Linked DNA regions of Homo sapiens: region 2 is linked to region 1. A link is an interaction called in ENCODE POLR2A ChIA-PET data of the cell type or tissue named here. Cell type or tissue: CD4-positive, alpha-beta T cell. All regions are shown on one strand. Links, peaks and the distances in the headings refer to the core of each region. The heading gives the core; the rest is flanking DNA.

Evidence for each region. ChIA-PET counts read pairs that join two places held together with the same protein. Peaks named below come from ENCODE experiments on the same cell type or tissue, not always from the same donor. Only the 100,000 strongest peaks of a DNase experiment are listed, where the experiment ranks them.
Region 2: POLR2A ChIA-PET joins it to region 1 with 29 read pairs; 7 of 35 experiments call an interaction of 5 or more read pairs at or near these places.

Annotation. Positions count from the first base shown.
Region 1 is chr7:150,563,118-150,573,777 of GRCh38, reverse strand. It overlaps GIMAP4 (GTPase, IMAP family member 4), which reads right to left and starts at 6,388. Exons shown (of 3, transcript NM_018326.3): 1 at 6,341-6,388; 2 at 3,819-3,890; 3 at 1-1,649. The coding sequence starts at 3,876. The coding sequence ends at 718. LOC107986860 (endogenous retrovirus group K member 19 Env polyprotein-like) reads left to right here and starts at 9,676. Exons shown (of 2, transcript XM_017012936.2): 1 at 9,676-10,565. The coding sequence starts at 9,995. In CD4-positive, alpha-beta T cell, for the core only: a CTCF peak has its summit at 4,896; DNase peaks (open chromatin) are centred at 4,897, 6,457, 8,285, 9,557 and 1 weaker place; H3K4me3 peaks cover 6,276 bases; H3K27ac peaks cover 5,571 bases.
Region 2 is chr7:150,731,476-150,741,971 of GRCh38, reverse strand. GIMAP1-GIMAP5 (GIMAP1-GIMAP5 readthrough) reads right to left here. Exons shown (of 5, transcript NM_001303630.2): 3 at 4,264-4,467; 4 at 1,045-1,093. It overlaps GIMAP5 (GTPase, IMAP family member 5), which reads right to left and starts at 4,554. Exons shown (of 3, transcript NM_018384.5): 1 at 4,264-4,554; 2 at 1,045-1,093. The coding sequence starts at 1,087. RefSeq lists enhancers at 4,478-4,557, 5,433-6,419, 8,453-8,592. In CD4-positive, alpha-beta T cell, for the core only: no CTCF peak of the experiment used is centred there; DNase peaks (open chromatin) are centred at 1,791, 2,761, 4,401, 8,651 and 2 weaker places; H3K4me3 peaks cover 5,268 bases; H3K27ac peaks cover 7,791 bases.

The sequences.
Region 1 (10,660 bases), core at 1,633-9,632:
TAAATTGAGGTTCGTCAAAGAGTTTCTACAGATACAGCTGAATATACTAAACATTGCTCTATTATCTGTTGAATTGCTGTATTTCACTTTTTCAGCATTTGGGGATCATTATTTAATTGAATTTGTAGAGATCGATTTTCCAGACAGGTCTCTGTTCTTCAATGAACAAATGATAAGAAACAATTTGACTCCTTATATGACAATGGAATTAAATAAATTGACACTCATCTAGGAATAATTCTACAATCATCTCCATCTCTAAGATTACCTACTGCAAACAAAGAATTGATCTTTCTTTCTCAAAAACCACATGGGTAAGATGATCATTGTGACTCTGAATGCAAGAATAAGTGAGTGGAAGCTACAAGGGGAGATTATCTGCCAACATAGAAAGAATCTAGAAGAAAAGATTTTATTACAGGTAACATGACATAGCTTGGAGCCATCTTTTTGGTCTCTTGCATACATTTTCTCTGCATGTCTAAGGAAGAATTCACAAGGTAGCAAGCACCAATACTTTCTGCTTTGGAGTTTCACAAATTGAAAATTTGTCCCTCTCTTGTTAAGTCAATCAAACATCTACCAATGGCCAATGGTGGTCCTTAGTTACGAGTGCCTGAGAGACAGAAACTAGAGCACTCGACTATGCTAAATAAGTAAGTATGGGGCAAGGTTGCCAGAGAATATGCAGAAAATACAAACAGATTTTCATTAAGTTTAATCTTCCGCGAACAGACGTAACAAAATAAAGGAAGCAATCTGTAACGCTGTCATGATTAATTCAAGTATCCCATCCTTACTCTCCACTTCCGTTCTTGCCCTTTGCTGCCTTACAGCATAGTGAGCCTCCTGTTCTGCTAGTTTCTTCTCCATTTGCTTCTTTCTCTTTTCCTGCTCCACTTTATCTTCCAGCTTTCTGATTTTCTCTTCATACTCCTCTCTTATCCGCGCTTTCTCTCTCTCCAGCTCCACTCTGTGGAGTTCTTGCATTGCTTGTGTTTGCTTCTGGATCTCCTCCTCCGCCCTTTGGTACATCCTATTAGTGTAGCAGCCTTCCTTGTTCTCCCTCACCACGCGCTGGATCAGGCCCAGCAACTGTGCCCTCTGGGCCTCCTGCTCAGCGCCTGTTGCCTTGTTGTTTAACGCACAGTAGCGGTCACCGAAAATGTCCATCAAGTCTTGAATGTCTTCTGGAGCTTCCCTTAAGTAGTCATGCAAATTGGTGTCACCTAAGTCATCTTTCCGGGTGAATATGAGAATCATGAAACTTCTAGCCCTCTCTCCAAACATTTTCAGGATCTTCTCTGTGGCTTTGTGCTCTTCCTCAGTGTAACGGCCCAGTGGAACCACCAGAAGCAGAGCATGAGGCCCTGGGGAGGTCAGAAGAATGCAGCGAATAATCTCCTTGGACGTTTCAGCATTGGGCACCTCTGTGTCGAAAATGCCTGGTGTGTCAACTACGACAAGTTCTGTTTCCTTCCATGAGCTGCTGCGTTTCTCACACTTCTTGGTAATGGATTTTGCTGCAGTGCCAGAATGAAACACTTTCCGGCCAAGGATGCTGTTTCCTGTTGCACTTTTTCCTGCTCCGGTTTTACCCACTAACACAATTCTCAATTGGGAATTTCTGGGCTCTTGCCTTCCAGGCCCTGGGACATCAAGAAAAAAAAAAAGCCATGCTGTTAGAATCTACCTCTAATAGATTCCCCTGCAGAGTCCTCACCCCCAGTGCCCTCCTCCGTTACTGGCTGTGGGGGCTTCTCCTGATGTTACTGCTGCACTCAGAGATTCCTGTAGGCCTGATGCTCATTTTTCAGTACTTGGGCAACTGGCCTTTCCCTTAATCTCCTATCTTCAATCTTGCTTTTTAGGATTCCTTTGAGCTTCTCAGTCTGACCTTTTGTAGCTATGTAGCCCAGAGGAAGAAATAAAATGGTTTCAGAAGAGAACTATGAGCTGCCAATAATAGCTGTTTGTACCTTTATTTTTTCTTTTTGAGACGGAGTTTCACTCTTGTTGCCCAGGCTGAAGTGCAGTGGCATGATCTCGGCTCACTACAACCTCTGCCTCCTGGGTTCAAGCGATTCTCCTGCCTCAGCCTCCCAAGTAGCTGAGATTACAGGCATGCACCACCATGCCCGGATAATTTTTGTATTTTTAGTAGAGACGGGGTTTCGCCATGTTGATCAGGCCGGTCTCAAACTGCTGACCTCAGATGATCCACCCGCCTCGGCCTCCCAAAGCGCTGGGATTACGGGCATGAGCCACTGCACCCGGCCAGCTGTTTCTTTCTAAATAAGGTCGTGCAGGGAGTAACCCAAGATTTGACTTTAGCATATCTGTAGTGGAGATTTATTTTCCCAATTTATATTCAAAATGAAGCATTTCTTCTTCCCATTAAGAAGCCAGGGAAGTGGGTTATGCAACTTATCATTATTCTTAAAATACACCTTCCCACGTTTGATAACCAGAATTCTGGGATGAAAGAAGCGTATTTCCGAAAGTGATGTGACTGAGAACACTGGATACAGGAAGGCTAAGATTATCTAAGGAAAAACGTGGGCTGGCGTTCACATTTTTAGTTAGCATCACAGCAGAAGGCTCTGTCCTAAGGATATCCTGAGGGCATTTTTTGGCCATAGGGAAGGAAGTAGGAGAATCATGGGAGGCAAAATGACAAAGCACCAAAGGCCAGCTCCAACACTGCAACAGTTAGTCAGTGTTGAGAGCATATGGTGACAATCCATGGAGGAGATTGTAAATGTAGCCACAATCTATTCCCATCCCTGGATGCATGCCTCTGGGATGTAGATTTGCAGTTCCTCCCATCAAGATGCTATCTGTCTCTTCAACTGTTGAATCTGGGTGGGCCTTATGACTTGCTCTGGACAGTAGGACAGTAGAAAGCCTGGTGCAAGCAGAGACTCCAAAAGTGCTTATGCACTGTGGCTTGCCTTTTCTTTCTGCTCCTCCTGCAACTGCCTTAAAAGGAAGCCTGGACTAGCCTTCTTGATGATAACAACAAGGCCCAGTTATCTCTATTACCCTTGCTGTCTGAGAGCTTGCTAACTACCAGACATGTCCATAAGGCTATCCAAGACCATTCAGTTGCATACCAGGCACTAGCTTACCCCAGATGCATGAGTGAGTGCCTGAGATGAGCCAAGCTGGTCCAGACCCAAGAACAGCCCAGTGAACCCACAGAATTAAGAACCAACTAAATGGCTGATGTTTTAAGCTATGAAACTTTGGGATAGTTTATTAAACCAGCAAAATCTCAACTGATATAGTCAATTTCTATGGGTAAGGAAGAAAATGGAGGGTCATGTGATACACTGAATGAGCCAGCCAGTTTAATTTGTTGGTTATAGTGAGACCACCAGGAGCTGGGAAATTAGATACCAGGGTGAGGGACAATTACTCCCACATTCCTCATTCCCAGTTCTCCTCCAGGCTGAAGAAAGGGGCAGAAAAACAATCAGATAGGCTACAACCAGCTGTTCTGGTGTGTCCATGTTGTAGGAAGCAGGAGGTAAGAAACTGTGCCGAGCCCTGGGTCAATCAGAGGATATTTAATCTCTCTTCTGCTTAGCTGCTTAGCCACACCATGGGCAGAAAGTGCAGAGGGTCAAGAAAGATGAAAGAGCAGGTCAAATGAGGAGAAAATGAGAAAAGAGGTTGGAAATATTTTTCTCCTGCTCAAATGGGGACTGGGTGGCAAGGCAGGAGAACCCCACCCCTATTCCCCCCCAAATCCCCCACCCCCACCTGCTAACCTCCCTGCAGCCTGGTCTGGGGAGCACTGAATGCCCTCTCACCATAACTGGCCCCTGGTGTGCTGGGGTTGAAGCTCATACTGCCGTATTGGGCTGCCATTGTCGCTTGAACTCCTGTAGATCAAGAAACATAACCATGTCATTTTAGGGAAATGGAAGCAACTAGAATCCCTGACTGCCTGTAGTCAACAACAACTTTCTTTTTGCCATGAGCTTGCTACATTGATTTCTCCTGCTCCATTTCCCAAAAGTCTCCTCAACCCTCCATTTTCAGTTTCATTTTCAGATTGTTCCTTTTTCTTTACACAAACATAAATGCTTCCAGTGCTTCCTCACAGGGGTTCTGGCCCCTTCCCCCCTCTATCTAGAGATTCGTGGCTTGGATGTGTTTATATGAGGTCTGTAGCCTACACCCTCCTCAGAGTTCCAAACTTTTATATCTCCCTCAGCTTATAAAAGTTCCAAACTTTTGTATCTCACTCCATTTGGCTATTTCATGGGCATCTCAAACAGAACCTGGCCGAAATTAAGCCCTGACCTCCACATCCTGTCTGCCTTCCTGGCTCCCCGCTCAGCAGATGGCACCAACATCTAGCCCCGTGGCTCCTGCAGAACTTTGGGGTCATCTACAACTCTTTTATCCTCTCTCTCTCATCAGCCCATCACCAAATCCTATTGATTCCACTTCCAAAAAACTCGAAATTACCCATTTCTCTCCATCTTTGTGCTAATACAACCCACTGTCAATTGTATACAACTTAACAGGCTTCTAATTGATCATCTCCCCTTCAATCCCTTTTCTACTCTACAATCAGATGTTCTTTTAAAACTAAAATTTGATATTTTTTCTTGTTTAAATTTCCTAGTGGCTTACTATTGGTTTCAAAATAACTGAAGTCCTCAGAATGGCCCATAGGCCCTGTGTGATCAGCTCTCTCCTCTCTCCTATGTGTGAGCCACACTACCCTCAATGTTCTGGAAATCTAGGCTCCTTCCACCTTCAAGGCCTTTGCAGTTATCATTCCTTCTCTTTGGAGCACTCACCCTCCAACCTAGTGCCCAGCTTGTTCCTGCTCAACCCGCAGGCCTCGGCTCTCCAGAGAGTCTTCCCCAACACCACTGTCTACCAGCAACACCCTCTGTTATGATCCACTGCACCCCAGAGGCTTCTTACAGAATATGTATTACTTTAGGAAGTTAATTGCTTGATTTTTTTACTGTCTCCTCTTATACTACAAGCTTTGTGATGAGAAGACCACATATGTCTTGTATTTCTCATTATTCCCTGGGGACAAGCACAATACTGGGCAAAGAATGGTTATCGATCATTGTTAAATAAATAAATGGATAATCTCCCTGCTTCTTGCCTTTGATTGATCATTATGTCCAGCCCACATCTGATCTGTGAAAATGACAATCCATTCCTTTATTAATTAATATGTAGTGTTATAGAAACATGGTATTAATTTTAAATGTTTTATTTCATTGCTACCTACAAACATTTTGCAATGGAGAAAGATATTTGAAGAACTCTTATTGGAGCAGACTTTGAACAAAACAGGCAGAAAATGGTAGTTGTTAAAGACAGAGTCACCTCATAGGAAGCCAACAAATATGAAACACTGTGAAAAGCCAGATATTTCTTTTGAATGACTATTTCTTTATCCTTCAAGAATAGGGTATAGGAAACAGCTTCTTGTAAACAAGAGAAATCATGGCATTTTTTAAAAATCAGCTTTGGTGGCTGGTGTTAGGAGAGAGGATAGGACACCAGCAAGAAGAAAACAATACTGTGACATTCTGGGTTTTTGTGACATTCTCTGGGTGTTTCTTCATATCCTCCTTCTAGTGTGTGGGCTCTTTAATGCTGCTCTGCTGTTAATAATTCAGAGGCAAAGCCAGGAGACTGTGCTTCTGTAGGTGCTGACTTCAGGTGGCTGAATTCTCCTCTCTCTGCCTAAGGAACAAGCACCCATCAGCATCCAGCTTCTCCTGAACTGTAGAGAGTCACACCAGGTGGCATCTCCCTCCTCCTACCCGCTAAAGGGGAGCTCAATGCCCAGTAAACCCAGGACTGTCCCTGAGGAGACAGTTTCCCTAACGGGCAGCTCCGAGCAGACAGTTAACCCTGTAACAAGACCTCAGACTGCAGAGCCTCCAATCCTGACCTGGGTGCAGTCTTTGTGGGGCCACATATGGAGCTGTGCCCCTTACACATCCCAATGTTCCTCTTCCCACCAGCTCCCCCAGAGCTAATTCTGTCCGCTCACCCAACTTTATCCCTGGAAGAATCAAAGTTTCTATATAAATTCCACAACCAGCGAGAGGAAACATTTATTTGTAAAACAAGTATCCTCTGAGCAGCAATCTCTGGAAGAGGCATTGATTTGTAGGGCTCAGCCTTGAAAACAGATCACAGCCTAAAATTAGCAAAGCCAGGAAACGGGAACCAGCGAGAATATAGTCTGAAAACATGTTTACCAGACGATTTAAGATACAGGTCCCTCCTCACCAAAATCGCACATTCGTCCCGACCCCCACCACACACACCCCTATTCCCTTACCTGAAAAATCAGGATCTTGCACCCCTCTCTGATTTTGCACACAATACTAAGCCAGGATGTTGAGAAACAGGAGAAGAGAGGAAGTGAGGGGAGGAGCTGTCCAGATTTACTTGTGCAAGGGACCTGCCCACCTGATCATCCAGCAGCTCTAATAGAACTTTCTGCAGGGATGGGGTTGTTCTGTGCTGTCCAAGATGGTGACCCTTAGCCACACGTGACTACTGAGCGCTTGAAATGTGACGAGTGTGATTGCAGTTCTGAATTTTAAATTTTATTTTGTTTCAATTTATTTAAAGTTAAATAGCTACTCCATTGTCAGAATTCTAAAAGGCAAAGTCAGGCAGAACAACTTGCACCAGGCATTTTCCCCAGAAGGAAAGAAGGAATATTCAGCTTGGTATGCCTGGTGGCTACCATACTGAACCTTGCAAAGGCTCTGCAGTGAGACAAAAAACATGGGTCATGCTGTGACATTCTGGAAGAAACTTCTGGGCCAAAACTAGAGAGTTATCAGTTATTCTGAAAGACCCTTGAGCCCCTGAACCCCTGCTCAGCACAACAGGCCTCCCAGCTAAGCCCCCATACCCCTTTCTCCCAGTACCTCAGGTATGTCCTCTGAGTCCACAGTGTGTCCTTATTTCCAGGGTATGTCCATGAGTCATCTGCTAGAAGCAAAAGAGAGTAAATGACTTTCACTGGACTGACTAGGATGGGCCCAAAATTCACCTCCTGAGATGGTCCTGGAACCACTGAAATATTCTAAACACTGACATCTGACACTACTTACCACTAAAATGGAAACTTTGAGAGTATTGTAATGGGGTCCCAGCTCACCGTTATAACCAGTTATTTTTCCATTGTAAAAGGGGTCTCAATTTACCATTATACCCCACAGCTGAGACCTTATTTAGAATTACATAGCACTTTAGTAATTATAAAATTGCTAATAATTCTAAAGAGAACTGTAAGAGAAAGACATACATTTCTTTGAGGATAGAATGTGATTGGCCCTGGGTATACAAGCACAGGATGGCTACACTAAAAAGCAGAACAAGGCAATGGAATACATCTTGCACCAACAGTAAGGATAATTTACATTCCAGAGCAACATGACTTAAATAACAAAGACCACTTGGTCCCTTGGTTTGACAGGCAAACGAAGGCAAGTCCAAAAGAACAGGCAGCATGAGAAAGCATCTCCGCGATTCTGAACTGAGATACCTTAAAAGACTAGGATTATATTTTGTTTCTGAAGCCTAAACCTGGCTAGAAGGTATATATTATTCTATTTAATTACAGAAATTGATGCAAAATATAGTATTTATTTTTAGTACTATTAAAGCACTGGATCATTACTTAGGGAATCTTTATTCAGGTTACAGGGATCACTGCAGTAGGAAAGTTCTCTGTTAGGGACTACATTTGCAGTGAGCACCACGTTTCATCTAATGCTTTAACAATAAAGCAATGTGTAGACAAAAATGTCTACATTAAAGATCCAGAAATGAAAACAATAATTTGTGATACCACATTAAAAATTTAGAAAAGGAACAGCAAATTGAACCTAAAGTAAGGAGGATGAAGGAAATACTAAAGGGAAGAAATCTTGAAACAGAAAAAAAAAATAGAGAAAACCAATAAAATCAAACATGAATTCTTTGGAAATAATTAATAAAATTGATAAGCCTCTATCTACATAAATCAAGAAAAGGGGCAAAACATACAGTATACAAGTTATTAATATCAGGAATGGGAACGAGATCATGCAGGCATTAAAGGGGTTGGGCCTGATCACCTCAACATCTAGCTCCAGTTAAAAAAGGGGGAGAATCAGGAGGTTATGTATGCTAACCTCCAAAAACATATGAAAGAGACAGTTCAACCTACTGCACCCTCAGGGGAAGCTCCGGAATGGCCACCCCCACCTAAGCCTTGTGAACTGCAGGCATGGGAGCCTGAGATGCCGTTTGCGGCACCTGTTATTGCACAACCTGCCGTTAACTATGGTAAAAATCAGACTCAGCCACCAGTTAATTACGGTTAAAAATTCAGACTTGTCCACCTGTTAATTATTCCAAAGAGATGCTTCAGGCTCCTCCCAACGTTAAATATGGGACAATTCAGGCTTCCATTCATCAGGCACGAGAAAGTGGGGACTTGGATGCTTGGCAGTTTCTGGTGACTGTCATACCAGAGGAGCAGCCTGGACATGCTCAGTCACACTGGGAGCCATTCCCTTTTAAAATATTGAAAGACTTAAGGCAAGCAATTGGACAATGTGGGCCAAATTCTCCTTATGTTCATTCCCTATTACAATCTGTGGCTTACAACCAGCACTAATGATTGAGGAAAAAATACAACAAGCTCCATTCACCTACAGGGGTTATTGCTCAGAGTGAGGACTTGGTTGAATGGTCTTTTTATAGTTCCAATGAACAAAAACCAGATTCGACAGGTTTTTATTAACTCCTTTAATTGGCAAGTAAATTTATTGGCAAGTTAATTGGCAAGCTGAATTCATAGGAAACCTTAACAATCATTATCCAAAAAATAGGATTTTTCAGTTTTTAAAATTAACTACATGAGTTCTGCCAAAAATTACCCATAATGCTCCCTTAGAAGGAGCAGTGACTGTATTTACAGACGGCTTTAGTTCTGGAAAGGCAGCCTGTGTAGGACCTAAAAATTGAATTATTCATACTAATTTCCATTCAGCTCAGAGGGCTGAATTACAGGCAGTTATAACTGTGTTGAAAGATTTTAATCAGCCTGTAAATATTGTCTCTGGTTCGGCTTACGTTGTTCAAGCCACTCTAAACATAAAAACTGCATTAATTAAGTACATTGTTGATGAACAACTTTATCAACTGTTTTCTTCCTTACAGAAGGTGGTGCATCATCAAGGTTTTCCTTTTCATATTACACACATCCAAACACATACTAATCACCCTGGGCCCCTTGTAAGGGCTAATAATCAAGCTGATTTATTAGTTTCTCCTGTACTCACAGATGCCCAAGACTTTCACTCCTTAACACATGTTAATGCAGCAGGACTTAAACAGAAATATCAAATCACCTGGAGACAAGCAAAGGACATTGTACAACATTGTCCTCAGTGCCAAGTATTACAATTACCACATCAAGGAACTGGTGTTAACCCTAGAGGGTTGGCACCTAACAAAATCTGACAAACTGACGTTACCCACATTCCTAAATTTGGTAAACTTTCTTACGTTCCTGTAAGTGTTGATACATTTTCAAAATTCATGTGGGCTACCTGCCAAACTGGTGAAGCTACAGCACGTATAAAAAGACATTTGCTTTCTTGTTTTGCTGTTATGGGCATTCCACAGGAACTTAAAACAGACAACGGGCCAGGCTACTGCACTAAATCTTTAGAAACATTCTTACAACAATGGGGTGTTCGACATAGTACTGGCATACCCTATAATTCTCAAGCACAGGCCATTGTTGAACTTGCAAACAGAACTTTAAAAACTCAATTACAAAAACAAAAGGCAAAGAGGGGGGAATACTCCACTCCCTATATGCAGCTACAACTGGCTCTTATTATTTTAAATTTTTTGAACTTGTCCAGAGATCAGTTTACAACTGCAGCAGAGCAGCATCTAACAGGGCAAAAAATAAATCCCCATGAAGGAAACCTTGTGTGGTGGAAAGATGTCAGAACAAAGACCTGGGAAGAGGGGAGAATCATTACATGGGGTAGAGGGTTTTCTTGTATTTCACCAGGAGAAAATCAGCTTCCTCTCTGGGTGCCTACAAGACATCTTAAGCTGTGCCGTGAGTCAGAATCCAAGGAAGAGGAGAAGACCTCGGAACTTTGCACTCCCAACTTGCCTGATGGCTCAAATGAAGATTTCTGCTGAGCAGAAGGTGACCAGCAAGACTCACCAGTCAACTCCACCGACCTGGGGGCAGATTAAGAGATTGACCCAGCTTGCAGAAGAGGACCTGAAGTCTCAGGACAAACCGTGGACCTCCTGCAATCTGCTGGTAGCTATGATGGTGGTAATTACCCTGGCAGTGAGTCTCCCTGTAGCTGAGGCTGATCAAAATTATACCTATTGGGATTACATTCCATTCCCTCCACTGATTAGACCTCTTACTTGGCTGAACTCCCCAGTTGAGGTTTATGTTAATAATAGTGTTTGGATGCCCGGACCAACTGATAACCAAGGCCCTACTCATCCAGAGGAGGAAGGTATGTTAATAAATGTGTCCATTGGTATTGCTTTCCTTCTATATGTCTGGGGCCTGCAGCAGGATGTTTAGATTATGACAAACAAAGCTGGATGG
Region 2 (10,496 bases), core at 1,207-9,206, 170 kb before region 1:
AGAACTGTTGCATTAAGGGGATGCTTTAAGCACTTCATCTGGATTGTGGCAAATAGAGCTTTCCTGAAAGAAAATGGTCCTTGTGTTTTCCCCTGCGTGGTGTTTAGGCCAGCTCCATGGAGAATTATTAGAAAGAGGCAGGGGATTAGTAGTTACAAGTGAGAAAATCCAATTACTTCTCTTTCACCCACACATTTCCAGGCACACTTGTATAGACACACTCCACACATTCATCCAAGTCTTGAGGGTCAAGGAGGTCTCCACTGGCAAATCTATAGTGACCCACTGCCGGGGGTCAGCTGCCTGTCCCTGGGTCTGTGCCCTCTGGATAGGGAGTGAAATGTTTGAAATTGAGATGACATAGGTTGTAGTTAATGTTAGGGCAGCGTCTGGGAGATGACCCTAGGGTGGATGGCTCAAAAAGGTGGAAGATAAGCTCAATAGAAGCATGTGTGTTGAAAAGCTCATCTATGTGGCTGATTGAAGCACACAAAATTATAGCAGAAGTGGTGTTGGAGAGGGTGACACTGTGGCAGGAGCGAAAATCTTCAGGCACGAAGAGGGGAGAACCTGTGGATTTCTAGAGCCCAAATGAATTCGAAGTGCATTTTAGGCTCTTAAAAATCTATTATTTTATTTCTCCCACTCTGGGTTGGTTCTTCGTTTTCTTAAGTTATTCTGTGGTGTTTTGTAGCAAGCACAATGACTAAATCCCTATGGGGACCTTTTCTTTTTGAGCTGTCAGCAGACAAAGAAAGAGAAAACATATTCACCATTTGCTTCCAGACCCTTCAACCTATGACTTGGTTTCCTTTCCACATTTCCCACATACCTGATGCAGGGAGAGCATCACACTATGGTGTGTGTGTGTGTCTGTGTGTGTGTGTGATGGTTTGATAACACACACGTGATGATAGTTGCCTTTATCTTCTTCATTTAAAATGAATGGGTTTCTGCCACTGTGTTTTAGATGGGGGTAGATGGGGAGAGAATTGTGATTCTCCCAAGTGTCTGGGGCTCTTGAGAACTTCAAGACTTTCTTACCTTCAGCCATAGTTCCATATTTGCCCCTCTGGAATCCTCCCATTCTCTCCTGGAATAAAAACAGGAAAAGGATAAAAAGCAGATGTACGTTTGGGAGCTGGTAGAGCCTGAGGGCACCTCAATTCAGACATCTAAGAATAATCATTCTCAAATGAGCCATTTCCATCCCTAATTTTCTAACTCATACTTTACTTTGAAACATCTGTAAATAACTTTAAACAAAGCAGGTGATGTTAGATGTTAGGTTATGCTAAAATAGTGCACGATTACTTCCCTCCCCTCAACTTACAGAAAATCAGGAAATATTTTGAAGCAAATCAGTTGATTATCTCCCCCAACCAGAAAGGCATGAAATGGAGAAAGCATTCTTCTATGGAACAAAGAGTAGGCATTAAAAAAATTGAAATTAAAGTAACAAACTTACCAGAATAGAGAAAAAAAAATTGCCTTGCTGTAAATAAGATTGGTTTATTTGAAGTAGTGGAAACTTCCAGTCCCAGAAAGTCTTTGTGTCAAATGGACATTCCAGCGGCGGAGAGGAAATTACAAGGTACTGTCCAGTGGGAGGATGGAAGTGGGGATCAGGGACACGAAGAACTGACGTGAGAGGAAATGGTATAGGGGGACCGGTATGACCGCTTTCCCACCCTGACGGTTGGTGGAGAGGAGGTAGTGAGGTGATTGAAGAGAAAGAATCAACTTCAGGCCGAATTCAAGAACAACTCATTGCCTGCTCCGGGTTTCCAGCATTGTGCAACAGTATTGGGGATGTACATTTTCCACGTGACTGGTTATTGCCAAATATGACTCCCAGGGAGTTGAGTTAACTCCTATTTGCACCACCCATTTATAAGAAGTCCCCAAATCTTCACAGGCACTTAGTAATATTACACTTTTAATTTCCTGTCATCCTTATGGGCATAAATAAGGATGTCTTAATTGGCTTAAACTTACATTTTACTGATTATCATTAAATTAAAAACAGTTTTCATGGTTTATTTGCTATTTTGGTAATTTATAAACTTCAATTTTTAATAACTTCTGTGATTTCTATCTTTTCCACATTTTTCTATTCATTCAGTGGATTTTCTTGGCCTTCTTTAGGTCAAGAAATCTATTTTTATATTATCAGAATGTATTAAGACAGCTTCCTGCCTCCCTCCCTTTCCCTTCTTTCTTTTCTTCCTCCTTTCCTCTTTACCCTCCCCTCTCTCCTTTCTTTCTTTTTCTTAAGCCCAGAGAAGAACATTTTCCTCTCTCCCACACCCTGTTCTCGTCTCTGGTAAATTATGCTTCTGGCTTTTGCTAAAATAGCACCAGTTCCCTGACATCCTCTCTACTTTAGATGACGTTTTCTGAGGTTTGGAATCAACATAATGATGTGGTAAGGGTCAAGATGACAGTGGTAATGATATTGATTATGAACATCATAATTGTAATAAGCCTCTGTGAATACATTTATAATTTTCAAAGTTATTTCATCCTTCTTATTTTAATTGCTCTCTCAAATTCCCTGTGATGTGATCAAAACTGATCTTAAAATTTCTATTAAAATGCAAGGAAACTGAGCATTAAATGACCTGCCAAAGGTCACATATTTACAATGGAGCTAGCATCAGGAAATGGCTCCTTTTGCTGTGTATTGTCCTTGATTCCACAGGTGGAAAAAGAGACTTTTCCAAAAAAGTCAACAAACCTCTTGGAACATGTGTACAATGCTGCCACTCCCTGGTCAGGAGACAAATTAATTGGACAGCTAGAAGCCTACCCTAAAACCAACACACAGAATTTTATTGCAAAATCTTGAGTGCATTTCTTATAAAAGGTTATTCAAAAATAAAATTGCTGGTGGCAGGAGTTTCTCTGAATTGAGGTCTTTTCTTTTAAAACAGCCAATTGCCTGTCACAAAAGCCAGTCAAACTATGTTATGTTAGCCAATGACCAGCAACAATAGCTCTCCCAATCCAAGCTTTCTGAGTGGATCAGGCTGCATTGAGGAATACATTTTTTGGCAGATATTCACAAATAACAAAGTGTTCACAGGTGAGTCAGAAAGGATACTGATGGCAATGCTAAAATGAGTCATGGAGAAGATTATAAAAGAACTGAATAGAGCGTGGTGGACACACCGTAGGCTTGAAGGAATGTGATACGTGTTGGTCTACAGGGCAGACAAAAGTGGAGGAATTGAGAATGAAGACAGGCGTCTTCTCCAAAGGAAAAATTTTACTAATCGTCCCACAAAAGAGACCAAAGTTCATGAGAGATTGGAAGGCAGTGTGCAAGCAAGACAGTAGCAGCCTCTGGCAAGCTGGTGGGAGGGTCTGGCTCAGGGAAAAGGGTGAAGCAAATGAACAAAATGCACATTCCGATTTGAAAATTGCATGAACCTGATTTTACCATGAGAAGAGCTTATTTTAGCAAATTACAAGAAAGCAGCCTCTTCCATACTATTTTAGAAAAGATCAAACCACTTCTTGTCTTCCTTGTTCATAAGTATCTCCTTCACCCATCTGCCCCAGCCCATGTATTTCCAGGTATTGGAATCATGTGTTTTGCGGTTTGGTGTGCGTCCGGCAGGGTGTCATAGGAAAAATGTGGGGCATCTGGGGGAGCATGGGGTAGTTTTCAGAAGTTGAAAGTCACAAGACAAGGTCCACTCAGGGGTCTTGTTTGGAACATGAGGCTCCTGGGGTGGGAAAATATCCCACATTTGCCCTGGGGAGCCCTAAGAATCCATCCTCAGCTCCCAGGCTTGTCTGAGACATGGTACGTGTCTGGCTGGTCTGGGACAGGAGAAATTAGGAGGGTAAAATTGAGAAGAATGCCCCGGCATGCTAGGGGAGATGGGGGAAAGCCTATCACCCTCTGGGAGCTTCAGTTCTCCCATCTGTCCCACTGATGAGAGGATCAGTTCAGCCTTACTCCCTGAGAGTTTCATGGAGATCGACTTGGCTAAGTAATGGGCAATGGGGCAGCAAAGCCCGCTGTCCTGGGACTGGGCTGTGAGTGCAGGCACAGATTCTTCAGGCTGTGCTCCACCAGCTGTGCACCTGCTGATGCCCGCAACACTCATCACCATTGCCCCGTTTTACTGACCAGCGAACCCAGAAGTGAGGGGATCTGTGCAAGGTCATGTCAGAAATGAACAGCTGTGACCAAACTGTGATCCTTTCAATTCCCAAAGTCTCTGTGAGCATAAACCCAGTTCTCCTTACCAGAAACGGTTGTTGTGCCCTGTCCTCCAGGGTGGCAGTCACTGAGGCTCTGGCCGCTGGTCCTCTCTCAGGAAGGTGAAGTGGCAGCAGAGAGAGTCCTGCTCTGCGTCTGTGTGCGGGGATGCTGTTCACAGGGCTGAGGGAGGTTGAGCAGACGCAGTTAAGGAGGAGCCATGTGCTGGGGCTGAAAGCTCCATGACTCAGCTGCACAAAAAGAAAAGTAGAGATTATGGAGTGTGTCCCCCACACCTCTGCGGACTAGGACACCCTGGTGTTGGCTGGAAACTGATTGGGAACAAGACCCTGAAAACCAGCCGAATGCAGCGATGTGCTGCTTCCTTAACGGGTCACTTCCTGTCATGAGCCTGCCCTGGGACAGTGTGCCCCATCCCATTTCCTTTTTTTTTTTTTTTTGACTGTTTCAAGCAAGCAGTATTTGGAAGAAGGAGATATGAAGGGAATTACAGACTCTCCCACTTCCAAGTTCAGAAAAGGTCCCTAGTGACTGGAAAGTTCTGGGCAGCAGCTGCTGCCCTCAGCACCCATCACCGGGGCACCTTCTCCTCCCAGCACTCTTGGGCCCCTTCTCACAGGCTCTGCTTCTGGAAAGTTTCTGCTAACCAGGATCAGAAAGGCACTCTGGTCCAAAGAGGACCAGAACAAGCCCTTGCAGGGTTTGACTCTGGGCTCGTGACTGACCCTGGTAAGCTGTCTGGCACGTGATGGAGCCCACCCTGTGGGGACATTGTGGAGTCTACGTGTCAGTTTATCTGGTAAGGGTTGAAAGCAGGGTGATAGAACCTCTATTTTTGAATTGATTGCCATTTAAGGCTAGAGCAGTGGACATAAACCTGATTGCCATTTAAGGTTAGGGCAGTGGACATAAACCTGATTGCCATTTAAGGTTAGGGCAGTGGACATAAGGCAATTATGCGATGGAGAACACAGTGGGACTTAGGCGGAGGGCCGTCATGGCCCAGAGAATCCCCATATCCTTTTCTGTTGACATTTGAAGTGGGGCTTACAGTCATATGGTAACAATTGTCTAAGACTTGATGGGAAAACAATTTTAAACAATCTCCTGCTAGCCCAGAAAACCTCTCCACAGAGGCAGAAGAGAAAGAAAACAATTTTATTATTGAATGTCCATTGAACCAGAATGTGATCTGGATCCCAGACAATCCAGGAAGAGATTGCAAAGACGGAGAGGGATGCCACCTGGTTATACAGCCAGGCAGGTGCCACCTATTACACACGTGTTCTCAAGTTAAACCATAACTAATCCTCAAGTAAGAGGACTTGACAGCACCCTTTGACATGCATAGTTCATCCTAAATTCACTCAGTAATCATCTGTGTTGGCTAATTGTCTTTCCAGAGGAAAAGTAAACTTCTCACATCCTCTATGGCAAGAGGAAGATTTGCAACTCAGAAAGGTGCTGGCAGATGTCAGGCTCCTACCTAAGTTAGGCTCCTAAATTAGGCCCCTATTTTCACACAGAGACTGGGAGGTGGGGACGCTACCTTCCTTGATGTTTGCATTTCAAAGGGATGGCTTCCAGATGCTCTACAGACAGCCCTGGGCTGTCAAACAGCTTTTAAAAAGATTTGCATTACAAAGGGTAGAGAAAGATTTCACACTTACAAGGTTTCTAAAGAAAATGCTCTAAGAAGGGAGGGGTAATTCTTTTCCACTTTGTTTTTTCCCCAGAAAAGAGAATTAATGTTTTCTCCTTATTTTTGATTTTTATTCGCCCTTACATTTTTAAATTCTTCAAGGACTTTCAACCTAGTCAGCACTCATAATTTATGTGAATTGAGCAGAGCAGGGCAGAAAGTGGGCTGTAATCTGACCAGGATTTCACCCTTGCTAGATAGGGACCAGGTACTCCCCCAGCACCTGGCTGGAATCTTTCAAAAACTTGACCAACAGAGTTCACATCAAAATCTTATAAACAGTGAGGGGCACCGAAGCTAACCATTCCCATCAATGTAGCAAATTCACTTAATTCTGGCAACATCTTCAAACTCCTTCTCTTCTTTCCTTTTGGTTTGAACTATTTGCAAACATTATTTTTATCCACTGAACTGGGTGCTCTGGCACCCCAGCTAAGGACTGATTTTCTGCTTTGAGATCTGTTCTCTAAGTCTTATCTCTTCTCTAGCAGTTCCCAGGCTCCTCTTATGGCTCAAAGAGACCCCAGGGAGTCAATGATGAAATGTGTTAACTGGTCTCTATCAGTTTTCTGGGTGAGATCGTGGGCTTTTTAGAGGCCAGGGACTGTCTTTAGGTCAGGATCTTGCTAGAACTTAGCCCTAGAAAGTGCTCAAAAATACTTACTGAGTAAATCAGTAAAACATACAACTTAAATGCTCTAACTCTTCCCTCATGTCCCCTTTTGTAGTTACATTTAGTGCTAGAAGAATAATCTTAGGTAGCTACTTTCAGAAAGTAGGGTTGTAGAAATTCGTATATATCCAGATATGAAAGGATTTCCAAAACTAGACTCTTTGTGCCTTTTTCCACACCCTCTCTATTCCTCTGTTCAGATTTGCAAAACAAACAAACCCCCAGGAAACCTGGGACACCGAGGAAGTGGCCATTTTCCCTACCCTTCTGTTTGACACCAAATTCAATCCCTTTTCAGCCTGGACAGAGACAGTTCTCTACCAAACCTGACATAGTACAAAATATGATGAATCATTACTGAAAGCATGTCTCTATCCATCCCCAGCCACCTCTGCTATCCCTGCTTTCTCTCTGTGATGCTCCCTGGTGCACAGAACTGAGCACGCTGAGTTGCAACTCATGTGCTCTAGCTATGTGATGAAGTTTCTGGAGTTCTGAGTGCAGTAGCCATCTCAGAGTAGATACCTGTAGGCTGCCCTGAGAATCAGCTTTATTAAGCTGAGGAGATGCCAAAGCTCCATCTCGGAGACATTTTGGGCAGCCACCTTCCCTACCAACTTGGAGTGATTCAAGGACCCCTGGGTTCATGCCTTGGACCTTCTGTTTGAAATGGGAGACAGACAATTATTGCCTTCTGATGAAGGAGGAAGGGAGAATGAGGGAAAGAGGAGGCATGGCATTTACCACTTTCTCCTGAGCCACTGGGCTGAGGTCCTAGGTGACCAACCGCCAACTTGCCCTGAATTTGACTGGATTTAGTACTACAAGGCCCACGTCCTGGGAAACCCCTTAGTCCCAGTCAAAGTGAGCCTGTTGGTCACCACAAGGTCTCCTAACTCTTAGTCATGCTTGCTGTCTTTCACCATCTGGCCTCTGTCTCTTCATCCATCATCTCACCCTATTCCATGAAGGTCTCCTATGAACATGACTAGTGGGAAATGTGGAAATGAAACCCCAAGTCAATGTTGGGAGGCCCTGAAGCCAAATGCTGAAGTGTGATTTCTCTTCCTTGTCGGTAGTCACTCTAAAAAAAGTTCTTTCTTGGAACTTTTTTTTAGAACATTGTGTTCTTACGAAAATCAAAGAGCAGGTAAAAGATGCTGAAAAAAAGTATTAAAATGCAGGCATTTCTATATTATCAACATTATTATTTCCTTTGTGTCTGGACAAGGTCATGGCTACTCTTTTCAGGGCTGAGAGGGTCCAGGTCAGGGGCGCCTCTAATTGGAGGTGAGGAAAGGAGCCTCCTGGATCAGGGTGCTCTACAGAGACCACAGCTGCTGAAGAGGCTTCACGGTGGGGGCGGAGATCATCTAGGGGTGAATCCAGGAGGTAGAGTTGAGGATTCAGAAACATCCAGGTCAATAAAAGGGGCCACTATTTGAGCCCACAGTTGACATACAACATGGAGGAAGGATTAACGATGCCATGAAGTACACTCTAAGTATCTAAATATTGCATCTTTTGAAGCAAATTTACCCTATTCTCCTGAGCCTTTGCACCACACCAGACCTAATGGGTGGTAAGTCCAGACAGCACCCATGGGAAGCAGACAAAAAGCCACCCTCGTAAGGAATCTGAAATCTTATTAGAGAGACAAGACTTATGCAAATGAAAGACAATGAGTAAGGGTCCCAAATGAATGTTTTGGACAAGTGTATTTCATACACCCCATTGTAGAGCATCAAAACATGAAATAGAGTAGAATAGAAACTATCAAAATTAGTCACACAAAATATGAGTGTATGTAAGCTCTGGGAAGCAGTATAAAACTGAGGGTCATGGTAAAAAATACATGATAGCACAGTTTTAGACAATGTATTAAGCAGGATTTTGGGAAGAAAAGAGGTCAAAACGGACCAACCCCAAGGAGAAAGCCCTGAGGTGTGGAGTAGAACTTGGACATGTGATCAAGGTTGACTGGAGGTGGAGAAGGGGCCCTTTGAAGCGGTTATTTTAAAGGAAGCAGAGAGTATGTAGGTGTCAGGGCAGGACAGTGCCTAGAGCAGGTTTAAGAGCTTGTTGTCATGACCTCTGGAGTTGTCTGGGTAGCTGATGTCTAGTTGTCTAATTCCATAGCATTGCATTTAGAGTAGAACCTTCACCCATTTAGTTAGCTCAAAAGGCCAAGAGGGAGCAGCAGGACTGAATGCATGCCTTGACGCTCTCCTCTAGTTGTTTATTAGATGAGTTAGATGAGGTCCAGATGGGATGATAAGGTCCCTGAAGATTTCCTGGCTGGCACCATGGAGGACAGCTCCTGTTGCATCTGGAGTGGGGTGGACCCTCCTGAAAGCCTAATGAGACCCTCCTCTACCCTGACATTATCACCTGCAACTGAATGTCTCCTGGTGAGCATCTTGGGATCCACAAGCTGATATCTTCCTGTCACGAATAATGTTTCTGAGCTTGCTGAGGTGTACCCTCACCAGGCTGATTTCCTTTTGAGTCATTACATTGGAAATTCTCGGCCCTTGAGCTGTCTATCAATTATAGGTTTGTTGAGATATTTTCCCCCTCACCCTTCAGAGGGGAGACAAAGAGCCCCCCAAAACCCCAAGGTGGCTCGAGGCCTGAGATCAGTTGCATCTGAGGTTGAGAGCAGCCTCTTCTGTTTACACACTATGTTGTGACAAATGTTACCATGTGGACATCGACATGAAAAAGTTGGGAAGCTCTACTTTTGATGAAAAAAATATAATATACAAAGTCCTGCTGTCTGGGTCTTGCTTTCCTTCTGTCTGAAATTACTATTGACATTTGACATCATGGGGTATCAGAGTTACCAACAGGCACATCTGTAGGACTGGCCCAGGCTTCTTGGGGTGCACATTGTCTTTTAACATATCCCACCCCAAGATCTCTGGTTCCTCCTCTCCTGAAGCTATCAGACCTCCTCTCCTGAAGCTATCAGGAGATTCTGTCAGATTCTGCCCCAAGCAGTGCTCCCAAGCTGCCCCACCGTCTCTGTCAAGGCCAGGTTTTCCCAGATCCAGGACATGGGGTTCCTGGCCTGGGGATGCTTCTGTATCCTGGGAGCCTAAGCAAGGACCACAGTGGCTGCCTATTTGCTTTTTCAGAGAAGGGAAAACACAGCAAGAGCAATGATAAAAAGTGGAGGCAAAGCTGAATGTGTGAAGGCAGTTGATTTGCACAAGAAGTGTTAGAAACAGTTCAGTGACAACATTAGAAGTCATACCTCCTGTGGCTTTTCTATGAAAACTACAGCCTGTGCTGCCATAAGCCTCATGGAGACTTGCATGTACACGTCTGCCATTTGAGTTTAACCCAGTGAATAACTGAGTTGTGTGGAAGGGAAAGGAAAAAGGCACAGGCACAGAAGGTGAGAGCTAGAAGAATCTTGGGGATCATGTAAACTAGTCCTTTCCTCCCCCATATTACAGATAAGGAGACTGCAGTCTAGAGAAACCGTTTTCAGAAGACCACATTAGTTAATTTTAGTATATGGCGTGAGATATAAATCAAGATTTTTTTTGCAAATATATGTCCAGTTTTTCATTCCATCAACTTATCTTGCAGGGAGTATCCTTTTTTATTAAATTACTTTGGTACCCTTTCAAAAATTAATTGATCATATATATATGTCTATTTCTGAACTGTATTCTGTTCCATTGATCTTTATGTCTGATTTTCACCAGTACCTCACCGTTATGATGATGGCAGCTATATATAAATCTTGTGATCAGGAAGTGGAAATTCTCTTTTTCTTTTTCAAAATGGTTTTGGTTTTTAAATATAAATTTTAGAATCAGCTTGAAAAATATATAAGAAAATCCTTCCAGATTTTGATTGTGATTGCATGA